Regions from separate parts of the Homo sapiens genome. Here region 1 is linked to region 2. Evidence: read pairs that join two places in POLR2A ChIA-PET (ENCODE). Cell type or tissue: PC-9. All regions are shown on one strand. Each heading gives the region's core, and the rest is flanking DNA. Links, peaks and the distances in the headings are about the cores only.

The links. ChIA-PET counts read pairs that join two places held together with the same protein. Peaks named below come from ENCODE experiments on the same cell type or tissue, not always from the same donor. Only the 100,000 strongest peaks of a DNase experiment are listed, where the experiment ranks them.
Region 1: POLR2A ChIA-PET joins it to region 2 with 6 read pairs; 1 of 35 experiments calls an interaction of 5 or more read pairs at or near these places.

Annotation. Positions count from the first base shown.
Region 1 is chr16:19,637,094-19,641,093 of GRCh38, forward strand. It overlaps VPS35L (VPS35 endosomal protein sorting factor like), which reads left to right. Exons shown (of 31, transcript NM_020314.7): 20 at 501-563; 21 at 2,922-3,007. Among named protein-coding and RNA genes, the nearest start is that of KNOP1, 79 kb to the right of the region's middle. In PC-9, for the core only: no CTCF peak of the experiment used is centred there; a DNase peak (open chromatin) is centred at 1,668.
Region 2 is chr16:19,803,567-19,814,459 of GRCh38, forward strand. The region is part of intron 7 of IQCK (IQ motif containing K); the gene reads left to right. Among named protein-coding and RNA genes, the nearest start is that of IQCK-AS1, 43 kb to the left of the region's middle. In PC-9, for the core only: no CTCF peak of the experiment used is centred there; DNase peaks (open chromatin) are centred at 4,865 and 5,745; H3K27ac peaks cover 3,192 bases.

The sequences.
Region 1 (4,000 bases), core at 1-4,000, 170 kb before region 2:
ATGCACATTCATTTAATGTTGGCAATGGCTGCTTTTGCACTGCAATAGTGTTGAGTAGTTGTGGTGGACTGTAGGACGTTTATAGAAAAAGTTTGCCCACTATTCAAGGAATAACAATAGCTGACATTAATGGAGAACTTTCTAAAGGCGGGCACTGCACTCAGGACCTTCCACGAACCATTCCATTGAGTCCTTACTGCTTTGATCTCCAATTCACAGATGAGGAAGCTGAGACTGAGACTCAGTTACTTCCCCAGGACTATGAAGTAGGATGTACAGAGTCATTGGGCAAACTCAGCTTGAGACAGAGCCTACCCTAAGCCCAGTTCACCATTTGTTGAACAATCCAGGCTTACCTTATTGTAGTAATAATTGCAAATTATGAAAGGTGATTGCCTTTTTAAAAAAAAATTTAGGTTTTCCTGAGAGAATGTAAACCAGAAAGAAATTTTTAAAAATTAAGTTTTTAAAAATAATATTTTTGTTTGTTTGTTTTACAGCTTCAGTTAATAATTAAGAAAGTTATTGCCCACTTCCATGACTTCTCAGTTCTTTTCTCAGTGGTAAGTAGGATTTCTTAATTATCTTTGGAAATTTGTACCTGGCTCAGAGGTTCTCATTGTCTCAGTAATGTTTTCATGATGCCCCAGGCCAAAAGAAATATTCAGCAGTTCCTTTTATAAAGTAGTTAAGTCTGATCAACTTAAGTATTTATGTCCTAATAGATTAAGCCGTATTTGAAAAAATAATACACAAAAACTGAAAGAAAAATATTATTTCTGTTTCATTCCTTACTTATGGGATATGTATAAGTAAGGGCATTACACAACTTCTCAAACCTTCAAAACACTTTGGACAGCCTTCTCTTACTTTGCTCTTCCACAGTGATTTTCACAGGGCACTTGCTTTTTAATCACACAGCCTAATGTTGAAACTATGAAATACATTGACTAGTAGTTGTTTCAGTGTCTGACAGTTGAGATTTACCATGATTCCCTCAAAAATTTAAAATATCCTGCGATGTCTGTTCGAGTTTGTTCAGTGCCCTGGGCAAGTAGGGAATCTAGGTTATTCCCTGTATAGTAACATTCTCTGTCTCTCCCTTCACTTCCCTCTTCCAGGTTCCATTTACATGTGCTCACAAGATTGTAAGATTTTTTATTTTAATCATAGCAGCTAATATTTATTCGACATATACCACACTCCAAGCACTGTTCTGGGACTTTACATGTATTGCCTCACATTAGTTTCATACCACCACGGGGAAGTAGGAGTTATCACTGTAGTATTGCCTTCTTATCCAGGAGGAATATACATTCCAAGACTCCCAGGAGTTGCCTGAAACCGCAGATAGAACTGACTGCTGTGTATACTATGTTTTATCCTATACATACATACCTACGGTAAAGTTTCATATATAAATTAGGCACAGTAAGAGACTGACAACAATAGCTAAAATAGAACAGTTATAACAATATGCCAGCATTGCTACTCTTGCACTTTGGGAGCATCATTAAGTAAAATAAGTGTTCTTTGAACACAAAAATGCTGTGATACCATGACAGTGAATCTGATGACAAAGACAGCTGCTAAGTGACTAACGAGCAGGTAGCATCTACAATGTGGAGACGCTAGACAAAGGGATGACTCACAACCTGGGAGGGACAGAACAGTATAGCGTGAGATTTCATTACACTACTCTGAGCAATGCACAATTTCAAATGAATGGGGCTGGGCTTAGTGGCTCACACCTGTAAACCCAGCACTTTCAGAGGCCAAGGCAGGCAGATCACCTGAGACCAGGAGTTCCAGACCAGCCTGGCCAACATGGCAAAACCCTGTCTCTACTAAAAATACAAAAAATTAGCCAGGTGTGGTGGTGCATGCCTGTAGTCCCAGCTACTGGGGAGGCTGAGGTTGCAGTGAACCGAGATTGCACCAGGGCACTCGAGCCTAGACAACAGAGCGAAACTCTGTTTCAAACAAATAAAATGCAATAAAAATAAAAATGAAAATGAATGAAGTGCTTATTTCTAGAATTTTCTATTTAATATTTTCGGATGGCCGTTAACCGAGGATAACTGACACTATGGAAAGCAAAACCGCAGATAAGGGAGCAACTACCATATTCCCACTTTACAGATGAGAAAACTGATGCAGGAAGAGGTAGAGTAACTTGCTTACAGCCACACAGTCACCGAGGTTAGTATTCAGAGCCAGGCGGTCCAATTTCGAGGCCATCTGTGAACAGCTCTACTCTGACTCTTCTTCCATTGCTCATCAATATAATCACAAAAAGACTGAAGTCTGCCTTGCCCAGAAAAGCTTGTGGTCATCAAAGGTTGCCTGGATGGCTCACCAAAATGTTAACTGGTCCCAGCACCAATCCCTGGAATGCATATAAGTTGTTTTAATAGTAACAGCTTTTTATTTTGTTTGTTTGTTTATTTTTGAGATAGAGTCTTGCTCTGTCACCCAGGCTAGAGTGCAGTGGAGTGATCTCGGTTCACTGCAACTTCCGCCTTCCCGAGTTCAAGCAGTTCTCCTGCCTCAGCCTTCCAAGTAGCTGGGACTACAGGCATGCATCACCATGCCTGGTTTATTTTTGTATTTTTAGTAGAGACAGGGTTTCGCCATGTTGGCCAGGCTGGTCTTGAACTCCTGGCCTCAAGTGATCCACCCGCCTCAGCCTCCCAAAGTGCTGGGATTACAGGTGTGAGCCACTGTGCCCGGCCCAGTAACAGCTTTTTACAAGCCCAGTCAGGTCCTCTCCCTGATTTCAGAGGAGTCCTCATCTGACCCGACTCAGAGAGATGAACCTCTGTTCTGCTTCTTTGAACTCCACAGAAAAAGAGACCCACAGATTCCTTCCTTCCAATAACTTGTGTCATTTGCATATAGAGTGCTTGCTTTATTTATAGGAAAAATTTCTGCCGTTTCTGGACATGTTCCAAAAAGAGAGTGTGCGGGTGGAGGTTTGCAAATGCATCATGGACGCCTTTATCAAGTGAGTGCCACTGCGTGCAGCAGAAGCCTTGATTCCCAATGTCCTTGTGAAACCTGTTGATAAAAAATCAGTTCTTGCACTTTGAGGCCGAGTGATGTGTACGTATTTCATACAGAAAACCACACTGGAAGGAAAGCCACATTAAAAGCAGCAGTCTGATAAAAGTTTGTAATTCGTGTTTAAGAAGACAGAGTAGCAAGTGTTATCATGAGCCTGGCCAGAAAACCACACTGGAAGGAAAGCCACATTAAAAGCAGCAGTCTGATAAAAGTTTGTCATTCGTGTTTAAGAAGACAGAGTAGCAAGTGTAATCATGTGCCTGGCCAGCAGCTCCATTTTACTTTTGATATGTTTTTAGAAGGAGCAGTCTTTTGATAAATTCCCTCAAGAGTAACATTTTTAAGGATACAAATCAGGACATACATACTTACGAAGAAGGCACCGGTGCTAGAAAGGTTTTCATCTTCAGTGTTTAGTTATGTAGCTGACTAATGTGTGATCAGTTTTCAAATTTAGCTCTTTAACAAAAAAGAAAAAAAATCAAATTTAGTTCTTTTCATTTTTTTGATTAAGTCTGTGTTTCCCAAAACTGCCCGACTGCTAGTGGTACATGAAATAATTTTAAGGTGGTGCATGGAAAAAAGGTGTTTTTGTTTTTGTTTGGAGACAAGTTCTCACTTTGTCATCTAGCCTGGAGTGCAGTGGCACAATTACGGTTCACTGCAGCTTTGACCTTCTCATGCTCAGGTGATCCTCCCACCTCAGCCTCCCAGGTAGCTGGGACTACAGGTGTGCCCCACTACAACCCAGCTGATTTTTGCATTTTTTGTAGAGATGAGGTCTCTCTATGTTGCCCAGGCTGGTCTTCATCTCCTGGGCTCAAGCCATCCATCCACCTCAAAGTGCTGGGATTATAGGCGTGAGCCACCTCGCCTAGCTAGGGTTTTATTTTTATTTTATTATTATTTTTTTAATTTATTTTGAGGCAGAACC
Region 2 (10,893 bases), core at 3,509-7,508:
GATAAATCACAACTTTTTTTCTTTTTAGATGAAGAATAATAATAGCTGCCCAGTCTAGCTCACCAAGTTATCATGGAATTAAAATGTTTTATTTTTTATTTTCAGAGACAAGGTCTTAGTTTGCTGTACAGGCTGAAGTGCAGTGGTGCAATCATAGCTCACTACGGACTTGAACTCATGAGTTCAAACGATTCTCCCAGTTCAGCCTCCCAAGTAGATAGGGCTACAGTTGTACACCACCACAAACAGCTAATTTTTTTTGTAGAGATGGGGGTCTCACTATGTTGCCCAAGCTAGTCTCGAACTCCTGGCCTTAAGTGATTCTCTCACCTTGGCCCCCCAAAGTGCTGGGATGACAAATGTGGGCCACCGTGCCCAGTCTCTAAATGTAACAACACAGGAGATAGTGTTCTGTAAACTGTAGATGCAGAAATGAATGGTGTCAGTATGGAGGTGATTATATATCAGTGACTTTCCTATTTGAAAAGTACTGGAGGTTCTTTGCCAGGTGCGGCGGCTCACGCCTGTAATCCCAGCACTTTGGGAAGCCGAGGCAGGTGGATCACGAGATCAGGAGTTCCAGACCAGCTTGGCCAATATGGTGAAACCCTGTCTCTACTAAAAATACAAAAAAAAAATTAGCTGGGCATGGTAGTGGATGCCTGTACTTGGGAGGCTGAGGCAGGAGAATCACTTGAACCTGGGAGACAGAGGTTGCAGTGAGTTGAGATCACACCACTGCACTCCAGCCTGGGTGACAGAGGGAGACTTCATCTCAAAAAAAAAATAAAATAAAAAAGTACTTGAGGTTCTATTTCCTAAACAGAGGTAAAAGGTTTGTTGTGTGTATGTGTGTGTGTGGTGGTTTTTTTTGTTGTTGTTGTATTTTGAGACAGGGTCTCACTTTGTCACCTAGGCTGGAGTGCAGTGGTGCAATCTCACCCTACTGCAACCTCCACCTCCCAGGCTCAAACAGCCCTCCCAGTTCAGCCTCCCAAGTAGCTGGGACCACAGCTGTGAGCTACTACACCAGCTGATTTTTGTATTTTTTTAGAGACGAGTCTTGCCATGTTGCCTGGTCTGAAACTCCTGAGCTCAAGCGATCCACTCCCTCCGCCTCCCAAAGTGTTGGGATTACAGGTGTGAGCCACTGCACCTGGCCAGTATTTGTATTTAAAGAAAAACACAATACCAGTGTGGCTGATGGGCTGGCATTTAGCCAAACATTTCTCATTCACAATACTTTCAACCCAGGGTGAGCCCTGAGATGGCAGGACCAAAGAAACCTTTAGGAGTTGGTCTTGATTTGTATTATATTTCATCGTAAAGTTCCAACAATCGTTGTTTAAGCGCCAGATTCTTTTTTCCTTCTGCTTTCTCTTGAGTATGTGGCTTCCCCACATTGTTGGTCTGCTTTCCCCAGCTTCCTCTTCCTCCTTTCCAGAGAGGGGCGTCTCCTGCTGCAGCTGTTCCAGGAAGGGGGGTGGGGGTGCATTTCCTCCCTTTGTGTGAGCTCATTAGCCCTGTCTCTGGCTTTCCTCCGGGGACAGCCAGCCAACCAGGTGAGCCAGTGTCATTTAAAGGAGCACTTCCGTTCTCAGGCAGGGGTTGGTTGTCGTTTCTGGCTGACTTCAGATATGGCCCAGGTGAAGAGAGATGGCATCTGGCACAGAGAATGGCCAGCAGCTTGGTGTATGAGTCACATTTTCCTGGTAAATAGTATGCTGCCTAGATCTCCTGTGCAAGACAATTATTTTTTGATCCTTTGCAATTTGGGGTCTGATTTGAAGGCAATATAGCATCATAGTTAAGCAAGCAGGTGCTACAATGAGATGGATTCATTTGCTAATATTCACTCACTAGTAATTATTGAGTGCTTACAATGTGGCAGGCAGGCATTGTTCTGGATGCTAGGCAACCTGCAGGGAAGGAGACAAAGTCCCTGCCCTCATGGAGCTTGCATTCTTTCAGGAGACTGTAAACAGATACAAATAAATGCATAGTAACATAATGTCAAAGAGTGTGTCAGTTAGCTATTGTCACAATAATGCTGCATAACAAATCACCCCCAAACTCCAAAACTCAGCAGCTCACAATATACATTTACATCTTATAACCACACCATGGGTTCTTCCTGTGTGCTGTACAAACAAAAGCAATTCATAGAAACCAGGCATTGCAGTAAAGAAAGAGTTTAATTGACACGAGGCCAGCCATGCCACATGGGAGACAGAGTTATTACTCAAATCAATATCCCCAAAGGCTCGGAGGCTAGAGGTTTTTCAAAGATAGTTTGGTGGGGTGGGGGGGCTAGGGAATGGGTGCTGCTGATTGGTTGGGGATGAACTCATAGGGGTGTGGAAAGCAGTCCTCATGTGCTGAGTCTACTTCTGGGTGGGGAGCCACAGGACTGGTTGAGTCACAGCACAGGTCTGGGTGAGGCCATCCGGTAGTCAGAAATGCAAAAGCCTGAAAAGACATCTCGGCTACTATTTTAGATGGTGAATTTGGTCAAGGAAGGCCTCTCTGAGAAGGTGTTATTTGATCTGAGACCTGAATGAAGTTCATTCTAGGCAGAAGGAAAAGCACATGCAAAGGCCTGCAGGAGCAGGAGGGTGCTGGATGTATTGAGGACCAGCAAGAGAGTCAGTGTGTAAGTGAGCTGGAGCTGGGCATGGTGGTAGAGGCTAATGGAGGCTAAAGTGAGGGGATGGCTTGAGCCCAGGAGGTTGAGGCTACAGTGAGCTATGATTGCACCACTATACTCCAGCCTGGGTGACAGAGCGAGACTCTCTGTCTAAAAAATACATTATATATATATTAGAAAATAAAAGTGAGGCCAGGCTCAGTGGCTCACACCTGTAATTTCAGCACTTTGGGAGGCTGAGGCGGGCAAATCACTTGAGTACAGGAGTTTGAGACTAGCCTGGGCAACATGGTGAAATGAACTCACTACAAAAAATACAAAAAAAAAATAGCTGAGTGTGGTGGCACACACCTGTAGTCCTAGCTACTTGGGAACCCGAGGTGGAGGATGGCTTGAGCCCGGGAGGCAGAGCTTGCAGTGAGCTGAGATCATGCCACTGCATTCCAGCCTGGGTGACAGAGCAAGACCCTGTCTCAAACCACTCCCCACCCCCCCACCCCCCAAAAAAAGAAAAAATAAAGCAGTGAGCTAGAGGTGAATGGGAGAGGAGATGAGGAAGCAGTCAGGGGACAGATCTTGTAGAATCAAAGGTGAGCTTTCATTTGGATGCTGGAACTTTGGATTTTATTCTGACTGATAAGAAATGATGGGCAGAAGAATGACATGATCTGAGTTTTCATCAGGAAACTGTAGTCAGCATCCACAGTGACTCCCCAATAACCCCCACCCCCTGGGATTCCCATTACTGGGGAGTCTCTTCCCACATTGTATCAGGGTTAATATGTGTGGCAGTAGAATATGGCAGAAATAATGGTGTGCCACATCCAAGATTAGGTTATTAAAGACACAGCAGTCTTGTGCTCACTTGTTCTCTCCCTCTGGGATCATTCCCTCTGGAGGATGCCAGCTGGTCTTGATCATCCCTATGGGGGCACCTACATGGCAAGAAACTGAGGCCTCTAGCCAACAGCCATGGGAGGGAGCCATTGTGGAAGTGGATCCTCCAGCCCAGTCAAGCCTTCAGATGATTGCAGGCCCAGCTGACATCCTAACTGCAGCCTCAACCCTAAGCCAGAATGCCCCAGCTAAGCTGCTCCTATGTTCCTAATCTTCAGAAATTGTGTTGTTTCTTAAACCTGCCACGCCTGGGGGATGTTTGTTATGCAGCAATGGAGACCAATACAATAACTCAGGCTGCTGCAGAGAGAACAGATTGTAAGAGGATAAAAGTAGAAGCAGGAAAACTTGTAATATTTGTTTGCATCCTTGCTACTCAAATTATGGTCCAAGAACCAGTGCTATTATCATCATCAACTGGCATCTGGTTGGCATGCAGAATCTCAGGCCCCATCCAGACCTCCTGAATCAAAATCTGCATCTTTACATGGTTCCCAGGAGAGTCTTTGCATGCTGAAGTTTGAGAAGCAGCCCTATGGGTGACAGCCTAGTAGGGTGCCATGATCTGGGTTTTAATCCTGGCTTGCCAACAATGTGACCTTCAGTACATCACTTAATTTTCCTAAGCCTCAGTTTCCTTTCTTGTAAAATGGGGATAATAATATTGCTGCTGTCACAGGGTCATATGTGAGGGCATAAATGAAATGGTGCAGGTTGCACAGTGCTTGGCACATGGTTAAGGGCTCATAAGTATTAGCTCTGTATTGGCTGGGTCTGATCCATGCATTTTCTCCCTAAGAATATATTCCTGATCATTTCCTGATGATGTTCCTTAAATGAGTATTTTTTTTAATTCCCTGTCAAAGAAAATCCTGTTTTGTTTTTTTTAAAAAAACATCCTTGAGCTCATCAAGAAAACTTTTGTCTGTGCCCAGCATGATTCCAGCCATACCCCAGAATGAAGGCGCCTGGTTTCCATGGTCTGTTTCTAGGCCCAGTTCTCAGGGCAATTTTCAGGGCCACCCGGCAGGCCAAAATAGGCCACAGCACTATAAATAGTGGATTTGGGCTGCTTCGGGCCTGACTTCTCAGGTCAGGCCCTTCCCTTCCCCCTGCCTGCTCCTGTAGTTGTTTAAACATACTCTGGGTTAGAGCTGCAAGTGTATTTTCCTTAATATGCCCAGAAAATGTCTTGCCAACTTGCCAGGCTATCAGCAAAACTCCCTTTTTATTTGCTCAGTCACAATGTACCCCCAGTATGTGACGAAAACTGATAAACCACACTCCAGGTTTCACTCAGTGGTTCACACAGGGTTCACTGCAGTGAACTGGCTCCAGGGCTCAGGGATTTGAGAAGCCTGAGTGCCACCCTGCCTCTCTTGCCATGTGACCTTGTATGAGTATTTCACTTCTCAGAGCCTCATTTTCCTTATCTGTACGTGAGGCTGATAATAATAAGGAATTCTAGTTCCTAGGGTGGTTGTGTGGAGTAAATGAGAAACCTGTATATTAGCAGGACTGGTTATATATTAATTTGCAGGGCCCAGAGGAAAATGAAAATGCGGGGCTCCTTGTTCAAAGTGATTAAGAATTTCTAGATAGTGTCAGCAGAGCATAAAATAAGTGTGAGGCCCTTGTAAGCATGAGTCCTGTGCAGTTGCACAGGGCAGTGCCCATGAAGCCAGGCCTGCATGTGAGCCACCTAGTACCCTGCCTGGGGTTAGCACCAGCCAAATCTCCAACTTTCCTAGGGTCATTTTTTTTAGACAGAGTTTTCACTCTTGTTGTCCAGGCTGGAGTGCAATGGCGCAATCTTGGCTCTCTGCAACCTCTGCCTCCTGGGTTTAAGTGATTCTCTTGCCTCAGCCTCCCAAGTAGCCTGGATTACAGGCATGCGCCACCACGGCCAGCTAATTTTCTGTATTTAGTAGAGACGGGGTTTCACCATGTTGGTCAGGCTGGTCTCGAACTCCTGACCTCAGGTGATCCACCTGCCTCAGCCTCCCACAGTGCTGGGATTACAGGCGTAAGCCACCACACCCAGCCACATCCTTTTCTTTTAAGGGCTAACCAGTTTCCCTCCAGGGCAAAGTTTAAGGGTAAATTGCGCAGCTGCAATCTAGTCCCTTCTGCTGAGTAACAAACCACTCTAATATTTAGTGACTTAAAACCACAGCAGTTGATTGTTTTTCATGACGTGTGTTAGCTGGGTAGTTCCTCTACTGGTCTCACCTAGACTCGATCATGTAGCTACATTCAGCTGGTGACCTGGCTGGGCTGGAATGTCCAAGCTGGCCTCACATGTCTGGCAGGTGGTGCTGGCTGCTGGCTGGGGCACCACAGTTCTCCTCCATGTGGCTTCTCATCCTCCAGTAAACCACATCAGCTTCCTTAAATTGTAGCAGATACAATCCAGGGGACAAAAACAAAAACTTCAAGCCTTCTGGAAGTTGCACAACACAGCACTTCAGTTACTGTCTATCTGTCAAAGCCAGTCATGAGCCTTGCCTAGATTCAAGAGAGAGGTGATAGACTCCCTCATTCAATGAGAAGCACGACAATGTTTTCAAGGGGATAGGGACCCAGGAAGATGTGATTCAATGGGGCACAGTGCAGCGGTTCTCCGACTTTAGCCCACATCATAATTATCCAGAGGGCCTGTTAACACACAGCCGATGGGCCCCACCCCCAGAAAACTGGAGTCAGTAGGAGTGGAGTGGGGCCTGAGAACTTGTGTTTCAAACAAGTTCTCAGGTGATGCAGATGCTGCCAGTCTACGGATCCGACTTTGAGAGCTGGCAGAGGAGTTAAGTGTCCACACGTGAGGGCAGTGGTGCTCAACCTTGACTGTACATTAGAAACACCAGGGCGGCGATAACAATCCTGAAGCCAGCAGTTAAATCAGAAGCTGTGGTGGTACGACTCAGCCTTCAGTGGGTTTTTTTTAGAGCACCCCCAAGAGAGTCCAGTGGGCAGCCAAGCTAAGAACTGCTACTTTAGAGTTAGGCCATGTAGGTTCAAGTGCTGGCTACAGTATGCACAAGTTTAGGCAAGTTATTCTACCTCTCCTTGACTCGGTTTCCTCTTTGAAAATAGGGATGTTCGGCCAGGCGCGGTGGCTCATGCCTGTAATCCCAGCACTTTGGGAGGCCGAGGCGGGCGGATCACGAGGTCAGGAGATTGAGACCATCCTGGCTAACACGGTGAAACCCTGTCTATACTAAAAAATACAAAAAATTAGCCGGGTGTGGTGGCGGGTGCCTGTAGTCCCAGCTACTCAGGAGGCTGAGGCAGGAGAATGGTGTCAACCCAGGAGGTGGAGCTTGCAGTGAGCCGAGATCGTGCCACTGCACTCCAGCCTGGGTGACAGAGTGAGACTCCGTCTCAAAAAAAAAAAAAGAAAAAGAAAATAGAGATGGTAGCCAGGTATGGTGGTTCACACCTGTAATCCCAGCACTTTGGGAGGCCAAGGCGGGCGGATCACCTGAGGTCAGGAGTTTGAGACTAGCCTGGCCAACATGGCGAAACCCTCTACTAAAAATACAAAAAGCTAGGCACAGTGGTGGGCGCCTGTAATCCCAGCTACTCAGAAGGCTGAGGCAGGAGAATCACTTGAACCTGGGAGGCGGAAGTTGTAGTGAGCCAAGATCGTGCCACTGCACTTCAGCCTGGGTGACAGAGCAAGACTCCAGCAAAAAAAAAAAAAAGAAAGAAAATGGGGATGGCAATAGTTTCTAATTTGTATGGTTGTTCTGAGAATTAAAAGTTAATATGTATAAAAGTCTTAAAATAGTGCTGGCACTATTATGTAATGAAAGTACTACGTAAAAGTCAGCTCTTGAATACGTATTAGTGGTAAAGAAGAGATCAAGGCATTGAAGGCATTGTACGGTCTGGGTACAGTGGCTCACGCCTGTAATCCCAACACTTTGGGAGGCAGAAGCTAGTGGATTGCTTGAGTTCAGGAGCTTGAGACCAGCCTGGGGAACATGGCAAAACCTGGTCTCTACAAAAAATATAAAAATCAGCCAGGTGTAGTGGTGCATGCCCGTGGTCCCAGCTACTCGGGAGAATGGCTTGAGCCCAGGAGGTTGAAGCCGCAGTGAGCCCAGATCATGCCACTGCACTCAAGCCTGGGTGACAGAGCGAGACCCTGTCTCAAAACAACAACAATGCATTGTACAATGATATGGTCTCTAGCATAGCAAACTTTGCTGTAGTTTAACCCTGTAAATCATTGGAAAGTTTATCAAATACCTTAAATGCTTTTGCAACTTATTCATTCCCTGGTTATTTGGGTAAACAAGTACAGCGAACAGTTGGATGAACTTTATCTGAACTATTATCACTGAGCTGTTGGGGGAAATTCCGTCTTTTCCAAATCTGTACTGCGATATAGTCTTATTATTAAAGGGACTTTAACAAAAAATAGGTGTGGCTTCCTGGGAGGCCTCTTTATATCTGGCACTGCAAAGACGACCCCACCAAAAAGCAGCTGCTCTTCATGAGTCACAGAGATAGTGCCTTGCTGACTATACATTAATGACCTGAGCAGTCCTTTTTGACTCAGATTTTGTGGATTTGAAATAATCAACGTGCCATTCATGTGAGCAAGAACTGAAAGTTGTACAGATGTTAGGATGCTAAGTCTTGTAACATTAAGTTCATTCTTAACATTCTGTTTATTAGAACAGTGTTCCCCAAACTTTTCAGATCATTAGAATCACCTAGGTTTCTTCCTGAACATGCTGAAACCTTGGTTCTACCTCACACATACTCAATCAGTACCTACAGGGAAAGGGTCTGGGATTCTGTTTTGAACAAGTACCTTCAGTGATCTCAGTGTCATCAGGTAAATTTAGGAAATAGCCTTAATTTTTTTTTTTTTTTTTTTTGAGACAGAGTCTCACTCTGTTGCCCAGACTAGAGTACAGTGGTGCAAACTCGGCTCACTGCAGTCTCTGCCTCCCGGGTTCAAGCAATTCTTCTGCCTTAGCCTCCCCAGTGGCTGGGATTACAGGCGTGCACCACCACACCCACTGATTTTTGTAGTTTTAGTAGAGATGGAGTTTCACCATGTTGGCCAAGCTGGTCTTGAACTGCTGACCTCAAGTGATCCGCCCACCTGGGCCTCCCAAAGTGCTGGAATTACAAGCATGAGCCACTATGCCTGGCCATGGAAATAGCATTAAATTAATATTTATGTAATACATATAGACAGATGGAAGAGGCAATAGGGAAGCTGGGGGCTATAGGTTCTAATGACCACTCAAGAGCGGGTGTTTGTAAACTATAGCCCACAGAGCAAATCTAGCCTACTGCCTGTTTTATAAAGTTTTGTTAAAATACAATATGCCTATTTTAAAAACATGTTTTCTATGGGTGCTTTTGTACTATAATGTCAGAGTTGGCATTATTATGACAGAGACCATATGATGCACAAAGCCGAAAATATTTACTATCTGATCTTTTACAAAAAAACAGTTTACTGACCCCTGGATAAGAGATATGATTTCAGATGTGGGCAAACTTGGAACTAATAGTTATGAGCTCATAATAAAAAATAAACCAACAAGAAAGGAGGGGAGTCAGTAGATACAATCAACTGGAAAATCCAAATCCCCAAGAGTGGCAATTTGAGACTATAAAATAAGTATAAGATTATAAAGATTTGCTAGAAAAAATATATAAATCTTGCTGAAAGAAAAAGGCAATTCATTGCAGAAAAAGGTAGGGGGGGAAATTCAGATTTGAAAAAACTTAAGTGCATCCTCTAGAAATGAAAGCAATTGAATCAATGTACTAAAGCAGTGCTTCTCAAACTTCAGTGAGCATCACAGTCACCTGCAGAGTTTGGTAAAACACAGATTCCTGGGCCCCACTCTGTTAAATGGGTCTTGGGTGAAGCCCATGAATTTGCATTTCTAATAAGCTCCCAGGTGATGCTGATATTTCTGATCCATGGACCATATTTTAGGTATGAGTTAAACAGCAGATAGACACAGCTGGAGAAGTAATTAGTCAACTGGAAGACAGATCTGGGAGATAGAATGCAGTAGAGAGATAGGGATAGGAAATGTGGAAAAGCAGTTAAGAGACAAGGACAGAATGAGAAGGTCCAACCTAAGTCTAATAGGAATTCCAGAGGGAAACAATAGAATGAATGGGGGAGAAGCAATATTCATAGAGATATTGAGTGACAGTATTCCAAAGTTGAAGAAACATGAATCTTGAACTAGATAAATAAGGACAAAACAATACCAAAATGCTTCATGGTGAAACTATGCAAAGAAGAAGCCAGCAAGCTATCTTAAAGGAAAGATTACCTACAAAGGAAAGCAATGAGATGATTATAGACTTCCAATCAGCAGCAGTATATGCCAGAAGACAGGGAAGTGTAATGTCTTCTAATCCAGACAAAATAATATTCAACCTAGAATTATGTGCCTACTAAATTACCATTCAAGAGCAAGGGCTATAAACAAAGGCATTTAAAAACACATCTCGCATTGAAAGAACTGCTAAATGATATACTTCAGCTAGAAGGAAACTGAACCCACAAGGAAGGAGTGGGATGCAAGAAACAATGGTGAATGAGGAAGCTGATAGATCTAAATAGTTATTAACCAATAGGAAATAAATTAGGGGAAACTAAAATACTAGATAACAATAATATAAAAGTTGAGAATTGGAAGGTTGGAGTTAAGCATTTTAAAGTCCTTGTGTTGTTTGGGAGGAGGCTGGACAGCCTTTTGTTTTGTTTTGTTTTGTTTTTTACTCTAAGTAATTTATTACATTATAACAACACATTAAAGAAAACAATTAGGGCTGGGTGTGGTGGCTCATGCCTGTAATCCCAGCACTTTGGGAGGCCAGGGTGGCGGATCACTTGAGGTCAGGAGTTCGAGACTAGCCTGGCCAACGTGGTGAAACCCTGTCTCTACTAAAAATACAAAAAAATTAGTTGGGTGTGGTGGCGGGTAACTGTAATCCCGGCTACTCAGGAGGCTGAGGCAGGAGAATTGCTTAAACCCAGGAGGTGGAGGTTGCAGTGAGCCGAGATCGTGCCATTGCACTCCAGCCTGGGCAACAAGAGCAAAACTCTATCTCAAAAAAAAAAAAAAAAAAAAAAAAAACCACAAAAATTGGCTGGGCATGATGGTGGGCACCTGTAATCCCAGCTACTCAGGAGGCTGAGACAGGAGAATCACTTGAACCCGGGAGGAAGAGGTTGCAGTGAGCCGAGATCGCACCATCGCACTCCAGCCTGGGTGACGAGAAACTCCATCTCAATAAAGAAAAGAAAAGAAATGGAATGTGAACTAATAAATCAGTAGAAGGAAACAAGT